Regions from separate parts of the Homo sapiens genome. Here region 2 is linked to region 1. The links are chromatin loops, found by intact Hi-C in ENCODE. Cell type or tissue: MCF 10A. All regions are shown on one strand. Links, peaks and the distances in the headings refer to the core of each region. The heading gives the core; the rest is flanking DNA. Region 1 has its middle 8.2 kb from the start of LINC01546. Region 2 has its middle 13 kb from the start of SNORA48B.

Region 1 (5,389 bases), core at 247-5,246:
GGCTAAATGATTTCAAGTCCCTCCTGCTGGTTCAATGAGAAGCGAAGAAAATAACCACGTGCCTATATCAAAGTAGAGGAGATGCAGACTGTAGCTGATCGATATCACAGGCCATGCCAAGGAGAAGGCCACACCTCGATCTCATTTACCCATTTACCTGTCACCATGGATGTTCTGTTAAAGAGACGTTAGCAGAAATCCATTCTTTTTTTTTTTTTTTTTTTTTTTTGAGATGGAGTCTTGTTCTGTTGCCCAGGCTGGAGTGCAGTGGCGCGATCTTGGCTCACTGCAAGCTCTGCCTCCCGGGTTCATGCCATTCTCCTGCCTCAGCCTCCCGAGTAGCTGGGACTACAGGTGCCTGCCACCATGCCTGGCTAATTTTTTGTCTTTTTAGTAGAGATAAGGTTTCACCGTGTTAGCCAGGATGGTCTTGATCTCCTGACCTCGTGATCCACCCGCCTCAGCCTCCCAAAGTGCTGGGATTACAGGCATGAGCCACCGTGCCTGGCCAGAAATCCATTCTTAAAAACCATGGTCATTTCTTTTTACCTAGCAGTTTAAGTCGAAGGAACACGCTTTCTCAAAGGGAAGGCTTTAAGATATGTGATCCCAGGCAAGCAAGTCTTGGATATATTACTAACAATTGCATCGGCCAATGTGGGTGGAGCCCTCTGAATGTAGATGGGAGTCTTGGGAGTTTGAGGTCTACGTATTTGTATTTAATCTGCACCATCAGTATTGGTAACTGTCCATTGTTATCTCTGTTTTTCAGCCTAAGTGTCTGGTACTAGCCACTGGTCACCCAGTTAGAAAATGTGCCTGCAGGATTCAAACCCAATTAGCTTTCCACAAGTGCCAAAAAACTCTTGCCAGCTTCCTGGTCTCTGCACAGGTAAAAAACAGCCATTTCTTGGTGTCTTCACAGGATGCATTATTACACTCTTCTTCCTCATGTATTAGATGATTTCACACATGTGCAACCTGGAGTTAAGTATTTTTGAGCCCATCTTATGTATTTCTGTCTTTATCACATTACATTTAAATCAATCCAATACATATGTATTGACTTAAAACACATCATTGTGCATGTCAAGGCTATAGACATATAGACAACACTGTTACTGCCTGCGCGGACTAAACTTTGTGGAGGGAAATGAAGCTACTGTAGACAAAGATACACAGGTAATGGAAACAAAGGGAGTTTGGGAAGTTGTCTTCTTTCATTGGGGCTGCTATAACAAAGCACCATAGACTCGAGGCTTCTCAACAGCAGGCATTTATGTCTCACAGTTCTGGGAGCTGGAAGTCCAAGGTCAAAGCGTGTCAGATGCAATAATCTGGTGATAACCTGCTTCCTGATTCATAGACGGTGCTTTCTTGCTGTGTCCTCACACGGTGGAAGGGGCAAGGGAGCTCTCTGGGGTCCCTTTTATAAGGGCACTGATCCCATTCATGAGGCTACACCTTCACGACCTCATTATCTCTCAAAGGCTCCACCTCCCAACACCATCACCTTGGGTGTTAAGATTTTCACACAGAAATTTTGGAGGAACACAAACATTCACACCATAGCAGAAGAACAATATAAAAAATTAGTGAGGCTGGGTGCAGTGGCTCACACCTGTAATCCCAGCACTTTGGGAGGCTGAAGTGGGCAGATCGCTTGAGGTCAGGAGTTCAAGACCAGCCTCATTAACATGGTGAAACCCCGTCTCTACTAAAAATACAAAACTTGGTCGGGCATGGTGGCACGTGCCTGTTGTCCCAGCTACTCAGGAGGCTGAGCAGGAGAATCACTTGAGCCCAGGAGGCAGAGGTTACAATGAGCCAAGATCCAGCCACTACACTCCAGCCTGAGCAACAAAGCGAGACACCAAAAAAAAAAAAAAAAGGCTGGGCACAGTGGCTCACACCTGTAATCCCAGCACTTTGGGAGGCCGAGGCGGTTGGATCACGAGGTCACGAGATTATTGAGACCATCCTGGCCAACATGGTGAAACCCCATCTATACTAAAAATACAAAAATTAGCCGGGCGTGGTGTCACGCACCTCTAGTCCCAGCTACTCAGGAGGCTGAGGCAGGAAAACCGCTTGAATCCGGGAGGTGGAGATTGCAGTCAGCTGAGATTGTACCACTGCACTCCAGCCTAGGCGACAGAGTGAGATTCCGTCTCAAAAAGAAAAAAAAAAGTGAATAAATCATATAGAAAGAAAAAGGAGAGGAGGTGTTAATTCAGTTGAAGGAACTTGGTGAGGTTTCAGGAACAAAATGACTTTTGAGCTGGGACTTCCAATGTGTGGGCGTTCAGCATATAGAGATGGGGCCAGGGAGGAAAATGAGAGTGAGGTCAGAGAGGATGGGAGGAGATAAGGAAAGCAAAAAGATAGAACCAAAAGGGAAAGCAGAACTGAGTCTAGGGGAGAAGGGAACTTGGAAAAGCAGAGGCCATTGACCTCTCTATAACTTTGTTAATAAATCTTTGTGTTTGTCTGGCCTGGGATCAAGTTCCAGAGCAACCACTTTCAAGCTTGGGCAACTTTCTCAATTCGTCTTAAGTCTCATCTTTTATTTATTTTTGTTGTTTGTTTTTACAGTTGTTTGCACAAAAGTAGCAACTATTCAGAGAAGTGTGCATGGAGTAAACTCAAAAAAAACCATGCTTTAAAAAAAAAATGCTTAGTCCAATGGCTATCATCCAAAATGCTCATTAGAAAATAACCAAATACAACAAAAATTTGAAGGCATGGAGTTGACTAATGGTCTGGAGAGTTAGCCATGTGTAATTATAAAAGTTTACAGACCTGAGATTTATGAATATTCTGTTTGTTTTCTAAGTATAGTTGATTTTCCTTATTTATAAATTTTGTCTTTCTGAACTTGCCTGCTCACTAAAACTTTGTAATCTCGAAATCAATACAGCACTTTTGCAGTCATTTGCAGACACACACACAAAGCTGGAAAAAATATAAATTGCTCAAAGTGCACATTCCCAGCTACAGTGGAACAAGGCCATGCCCTACCTTCTTGTTTCAGCTCTTATACTTTAAACAAGTAGAATTATTGTGGTCCATTGAGTACCATGTGTTTTGCGTGTTTGTGCTTTTTGTTGGTGATTTTGCTGTTTAAAATGGCCTGAAGAACAGAGCTGAAGTGCTGTCTGGGGTCCCTAGTACAAAAGGACTGCAATGTGCCTCACAGAGAAAATCTCTGTGTTAGAGAAGCATTACTCAGGCATGAGTCATGGTGCTGCTGGACATGAGTTCAGTGTGAATGAGTCAAAAATATCTACTCAGAAAGTTTTTCTTAAACAGAAACATGCATAAAACAAGATTATGTATTGACTGGTTGATGAAAATGTTGTGACCAGACATCATAGAATCCTAATCTTGTATTTCCCCTGGGAGCAATAGTTTACAACTTGCTAATTCAGTGTTTATGGTGACTTTATAGAACACAACTATCACAAATACAGAGAATTGAATGTAATTTCAATCTTTATTTCTACTGAAAGATTACCTCAATCAACCCAGGAGCCCGTTGGGTTTTCTCATTGCTTCATTGCTGATGACTGTTCCAATGCTGGGCTAATAACAGGCATTTGATTAACATTAGATTTATACATCAGGTGAGTAAGGAGGAGACTGGCTTCATTAATACCACATAGTCACCATGCAAAAGGTGTCACATTTATTAGGGAAGTGTGACGCTGCCATGGAGAAATAAAATGAATAAAATTCCTGTAGTAAATCATGGCTAAACATAATGTAAAAACAGTCATTGTGGAACAGAAATTATAATTAGTTCTCCAACATCCAGCTCAATGACACTCTAGGAAGGCAATCACATTACTAAAATTGATTTTGACCAATTGTCTGTTCCAGTCATTAAAATGAATGACAACCACAAAACCTAAAATATGCATACACCTCTTGTGTTATTTTTCTGTGGCTGTTGTAACAAATTACTATAATCTGGGTGGATTGTGGAATAATCCCAAATGCCATCAATCAACAGGTTGGTAAAGGAACTATGATATATATGTACACACACACACACACACACACACACACACACACACACCATGGAATACTACTCAGCCATAAAAATGAATAAATTAATGGCATTTGCAGCAACCTAGGTGGGAATGGAGACTATTATTCTAAATGAAGTCACTCAGGAGTGGAAAACTGAACATCATATGTTCTCATTCATAAGTAGGAGCTAAGCTATGAAGATGCAAAGGCATAAGAATGATACAATGGACATTGGGAACTTGTTGGAAAGGGCAGGATGGGGGTGAGGGATAAAAGATTACAAATTGGATTCAGTGGATTGCTCTGGTGATGGGTGAACCAAAATCTCACAAATCACCACTAAAGAATTTATGTAACCAGATACCACCTGTTCCCCCAAAACCTATGGAAATGAAAAAAAAAAAAAAATTTTAAGATAGCAAGAATTTGTTCTCTCAAACTTCTGGAAGCCAGAAGCCCAAAATGAAGGTGTGAGCAGCAACACACCTTCTCTGGAAACTCAAAGAGTGAATCCATTCTTTGCTTCTGGCTTCTGGTGCCTTTTGATGTTCTGTCTTGTGGCCACATCACTCCAACATCTACCTCCATGCTCACATCACCTCCTCTTCTTCTGTCTCTCTTGCCCTTCGTGCATATTTTATTTAAGCCACCCAGTTTATGGCATTTGGTTATAGCATTAGAGGTAGGTTTGCCCAAATAATCCAGGATGACATCCTCATCTCAAGACTTTTAGCTTAATTACATCTACAAAGACCCTAATGCTATAGAAGGTCACATTCATGGTGTCTTAGTTCAGGATCCTATAATAAAATGCCTTAAGCTGGGTGGCTTGAGCAACAAATGTTACTTCCCAAAGTTCTGGAGCCTGGGAAGATGAAGATGCTGGCAGATCTGGTGTCTACTGAGGGCCTCCTTCCTCCTTCCTGGTCTGCAGATGGTGCCATGTCTCTGTACCTTCACATGGAGGAGAGAGGGAGCTCTGAGTCTCTTTCTCTTCTTATAAAGACACTAATCCCATCAAGCAGGCACCACCCTCATTATCTCATCTAAACCTACATACCTCCCACAGGCCCCACCTACTAAGACCATCCCATTGGGGATTAGGGCTTCCACATATGGATTTGGGGAGGATGTGCTGTATTAGTTCATTCTTAAGCTGCTAATAAAGACACTCCTGATACTAGGTCATTTATAAAGTAAAAAGGTTAATTGACTCACAGTTCCACATGGCTGGTGAGGCTCACAATCATGACAGAAGGCAAGGAGGAGCAAAGCCATGTCTTTTTCTTACATGGCGGCAGGCAAGAGGGCTTGTGCAGGGGAGCTCCCATTTATAAAGCCATCAGATCTCTTA
Region 2 (5,389 bases), core at 132-5,131, 260 kb before region 1:
TAAATTATGGTTCTGAGTAAACTGTAAGGCTCTCTCTCTCTCTCTCTTTTTTTTTTGTCTAACTGCACTGAACTCCCAAATCCCATCATTCCACAGGAATCGGATTGATGTCATCTAAACCTCAGCATATGTTTTTTGTTAATGATGGAAAGTTTCTCTCACCATCACCAAGGGAGTTTGCTGAGACCTAAGGGTGTAAGCTAAACTCTCTTTATCATTTAAAAAACAAAACAAAACAGAATTACCAATGTCATTGGGGGAAACTATCTGGAAATATGAAAAATATAGAAAACATTAATACAAAGGGAATTCATACAGTCTATCTCAAATGCCCCCACGCTATGATATAATTTATTTTTATCAAGCTATGAAAAGAATCATATGATGTTTAATGGCAGCACCTTGATTGCATACGGATATGCTGAACATGTGTCAATTATTTTTTTTAGATGCTAAATTGACAGAATTTGAAAGCTCCAGATGTGAAAAGTTAAAGAAAAAAGTTGATCCCCTTGAGTTTTGTTGGAATTCTCTCGTGTTTATTCATGTTTCTTACATTAGTAAGAGTACTTATTTGCTCGTTTGGGAGAAGCTAGTTATGTCAAGGGTTTCTTGTTACCGATGTTTAAATAGCTGTAAAACATTCTTTCTCTACTTGGAGAGCTGAGATTTGCTTTTTTTTCCCCTTATACATTAGTACTTTGGAACCACTTGAATATGAGCTTGTTCAGGAGTCTTTTGCCTCTTGAGTGGGGTCTACTTCAAGCTGGTATGGCTGTCCTCCTGCAAAAGACTCCAAAGGCTCCTCAAGCACAGCCCATGGGTCAGGACCTGGGCTGGCAAGAAAGCCAACAATTCACATGCAGTAAAGGCTCATTCTGTCTTCCAGGAGGGGGAAGAACAGAACAAACATGGAAGAGAGGATAATTGACGAGAATTTGGCTACAGTAAAAGATAATTTAATTTTCTCTTGGTCAGGCAGCATGGGTGGAGGAGATGCTGGTGGGGTGGGGGTTGGCCCCATTCGGTCCTTCTGACCTCCCAAGGACCTGGCTGAGATATTTGTAAGCTCTAAGGGGAAGATTCCCAAGATCTCTTTCAGTTTTAACACCACTTCTTTATTTTCCAGCAGAGAAACAGCATTACACTGCTGACCACAATGTAACCACACTCCCAGTCTTTCCCAGGGATACTTGGGACAGACATCAATTTAAAAATTCATCGTTCCTGGCAACAAGAGACACCAGGGATTACTAGAGCAGGGAGGGAGGGATAGCAGCAAGGGTTGAAAAAGTACTTAGTGGGTGCTAATGCTCACTACGTGGGTGACAGCATCAGTTATACCCCAGACCTCAGCATCACTCAATGTACCCAGGAAAAAAACCTGCACAAATATCCCCTGAATCTGAAATAAAAGTTGAAATTGTTTTTGAAAAATGCATCCTTCCAAAATGGCGACATCCCATTCCCAGCCATAGTCTGAATAATGTTCCCCAAACAGATCAGCTGTTCCTCTCTACACCCTGTGAATGGAACCTTATTTGGAAAAAAGAATTTTTGCAGATGTGTGTAAGGTACAAATCTTGAGATGGGCAGATAATCCTGCCTGTAGGGGGAAACAACTAGATGATTAATAAATGAGTTGTGGCTTTGTGCACTGAATCTAGAGATCTGACACATTTGCAAAATTATTTTTGGGGGACTGACCTCACTCATCTGGGCCGGCCTTGGCAGAGGCTGTGGGGGAGATGCTGGTTCCACTCAACTAGATATGCCAGATGGAAAAAAAGTAAAAGTACTTTCAACAAACCGAGCAGTGGTGACTCCTAAATTGCCAGACATGGATCCTAATGTGAAGAAGACACAAGGAGACCTGACACACCCACAGAGGAGAAGATGGTGCGAGATGGAGCACAGAGAGAATTCAGAGAGGCTGGCCTTGAGGATCGGAGTGATGACGATGGAGCCGCCAGAAGCTGGAGGAGGTAAGGAAGGATCCTCCCCACAGGCTTTCCAAGGGAGCACAACCATGGAGATAACCTTGACTTCAGCTTGGTAGTATTGATTCAGGACTTCCAACTTCCAGAACCGTGAGAGTATGTACTAGGTTGGTGCGAAAGTAATGGCAGGTTCAATATGTGTGTTGTTGGAAGCCCCTACATTGGTGGCAATTTGTTACCGCAGCCCTAAGGAATAAATGCATTCCCCTAACAAATGAGTGTCAAAGGAAAGGATATTAGAAAAAACCAGGTCTGGGAGTGGTGGCTCATGCCTGTAAACCCAGCACTTTGGGAAGCCAAGGCAGGAGGATAGCTTGAGCCCAGGAGTTTGAGACCAGCCTAGGCAACATAGTAAGACCCCGTCTCTACAAAAATTTAAAAAATAAAATAGCCGGGTGTGCTGCTGCACACCTGCAGTTCCATCTACTCGGGAGGCTGAGGTGGGAGGATCACTTGAGTCCACGAGGTCGAGGCTACAATGAGCTGGGATTATATCACTGCATTCTAGCCTGGACAACAGAGCGAGACTCTGTCTCAAAAACAAAAAACCAAAACCCAGATGTTCCACTATATTCAAGATACTCAGTATCCTGAATACTCATCCCTCATCCTTTTTCTGTTTGTGGAATTGGGCAAGAGCTTTCTTTGTCAGAGCTCACCCTTGCTTGTAAATGCATTTACTCAAGTGAAAAGCAGAGAATGGTGGCCGGGTGTGGTGACTCATGCCTGTAATCACAGCATTTTGGGAGGCCGATGCATGTAGATTGCTTGAGCTTAGGGGTTCGAGATCAGCCTGGGCAACGTAACAAAACCCTGTCTCTACAAAAAATGCAAATCAATTAGCCAGGCATATGATGGTTTGCGCCTGTAGTCTCAGCTGGTCCGGAGGCTGAGGCGGGAGGATGGCTTGACCCTAGGAGGTCAAAGCTGCAGTGAGCTGAGATCGTGCCACTGCACTCCTGAGCGACAGAGTAACACTCTCTCTCTCTCTCTCTCTCACACACACACACACACACAGCAGAGAATGAAGACCTGCAGCAGAAGTTGGAGTGCAATCCTCTTCTAACTCACGCTGAGGGTGGAGTGATACAATTACCGAACACCCGCCCCCCTGTCTGATTCCTGAATCATTATCTCCCAGGCAAGCCCTGTCCTTCCAGAACCCCGCCTTTGCCAGGGCTGTGCCTCAGAACGGGAAGGCTCTGACCAATGACAGAGTGAAGTGAGTCACCAGCGGACACTGGAAACAAATGCTCATTCTTTATGTCTGGGTCACCGCTTCTCGGTTTGTTGAAAGTACTTTTATTTTTTTCCATGTGGCATATCTATGTGAGCAGAACCAGCATCTAACCACAGCCTCTGCCAAGGCCGGCACAGATGAGTGAGGTCAGCTTCAAAAATAATTTTCCAAAAGTGTCGGATCTCCAGATTCAGCGCACAAAGCTAAAACTCATTGATTTATAACATAGTTGTTTCCCCCATAAGCAAACAAAGAGAACAAAATCATTAGTTCGAGGCAAATGAGAGCCCCAAAGAGTGCCTATTTCCAGGGAACGCAGTGGAGAAGTTTCCTCTCTCACAGAGGCTGGGGGTTTCTCTCAACTGCATCATTACTCTCGAGAAATTATTTGGAATTGGAGGGTTGTGAGTTCTTTTTAACTCAGGATTCTGGTGAATTGAGAATTTTAAAAGGATTAGGTTATTTAGAATTTGGCTTATGACACTTAAATACACAAAGTACAATTGTAATTCAGTACAAATTGCTAACATCTAACTATTCCTCTACACGCAAACCTCAACTGTGTGGATGTAAGTATGAATTCATATCATATGTAATAGCTATTAGATTTATTAGTTTAGCTATCATTGTCTATCTCGTATCTATCTCTATCTCTTCCATTTTTATCCATCTATCTACTCATCCATCTATCAAGCTTTCTATGTAACTACTTCCCTACCTATTCAACTCTCATGTCTCTCTGTATCCATCTATGTATCTATTTATTATCTATCCATTTATCTCATCTTATCCATTTATCTGTTATCTTATGTGTCTATCATCTGTCTCATCTATCATCTCTCTATTCATCTACATCCATCTATCATCTATCATCATCTATGTCTTCTACCTTTATCAATCCATCGCTTATCTATCTACTCATCCATCATCTACCTACTTTCCTACCTATCAAAATCTCATCTCTATCATCTACCTACCTATCCATCTATTATCTATCTATCTATCGGCTATCAATTATCTATCTAATCTATCTATCCATCATCTATCTCTCTATCTATTCATTCATCCATTGAGCATATTAGCTAAGAAAGTTCAAATATTCTGCTCTTATCATTTTTCATATGAAAACCACATGAGAGTTTCTTCAGGAAGAAGCTATAGCTATAAGAGATGGAGCAGAGACATAGCATCTTCTGTTTCTTTCATTACAGATGTGCTATTTCCAAATCATGGTTACATTATACCCAGCTCGAGTCACTATTGCACATATTTACTTTTATATTTAATTGTGTTCAAATTTGTTATTGTTCTATACACTATCTCACAGTAACTCAGAATGATCATTATAGGTGTCCATTGCATTGGATACTTAATTCTACTCAACCTTATAATGGTTGTGTAGAATGCCTGCAACACACCTTTTAAGCAGATTCTTGGGATTTGTTTAATTGTTCTTTCAGATGAAGGACAGAAGACAAATTTCACCTGCATGAGCTTCCCAATCACAGGAATTTTGAGTGAGTGGGAATTTACAGTAGAGTCACCTTCTTGTTAAACCCATTGCAATGAGTCTTTTCATACTTGCCTCTGTGAGATTCACCAGTTTTTTGTCATGGCTAAATTTGGCTCTTTATTGAGCTGGTGATGTGGTCATCCAATACGATCTGACACGTACTAAACTGTTCCGGCTCCTTTTAGGAGTTGAGGCCGAAATTAATTGATGTCACCATGGGAAATAGCCCAGGGGTCAGAATCCCTGTTTCCACAGCAGGTAAGAGAGAGGAGGTGAATAATTCTGTACCTTCTCCAACACTCAGAGTATTACAACAACAAACACACCCCAAGAGTATATTAATGTATAGTAGACTCTTGAACAATGTGGGAGTTAGGGGTTCCAACCCACCATGCAGTCAAAAATCCACCTGTAGGCTGAGCATGGTGGCTCACGCCTGTAATCCCAGCACTTTGGGAGGCTGAGGTGGGTGGATCACCTGAGGTCAGAAGTTCAAGACCAGCCTGGCCAACATAGTGAAACCCTGTCTCTACTAAAAATACAAAAATTAGCCAAGCGTGGTGGCGTGTGCCTGTAATCCCAGCTACTCGGGAGGCTGAGGCAGAAGAATCACTTGGACCCGGGAGGCGGAGTTTG

Evidence for each region. Hi-C counts contacts between places; a loop is a spot of excess contacts. Peaks named below come from ENCODE experiments on the same cell type or tissue, not always from the same donor. Only the 100,000 strongest peaks of a DNase experiment are listed, where the experiment ranks them.
Region 2: it touches region 1 in a loop (2.1-fold over the local background); 1 of 110 quality-filtered maps calls a loop at or near these places.

What each region holds. Positions count from the first base shown.
Region 1 is chrX:3,260,923-3,266,311 of GRCh38, reverse strand. No RefSeq gene overlaps it. Among named protein-coding and RNA genes, the nearest start is that of LINC01546, 8.2 kb to the left of the region's middle. In MCF 10A, for the core only: no CTCF peak of the experiment used is centred there; a DNase peak (open chromatin) is centred at 3,231.
Region 2 is chrX:3,516,913-3,522,301 of GRCh38, reverse strand. No RefSeq gene overlaps it. Among named protein-coding and RNA genes, the nearest start is that of SNORA48B, 13 kb to the left of the region's middle. In MCF 10A, for the core only: no CTCF peak of the experiment used is centred there; a DNase peak (open chromatin) is centred at 3,201.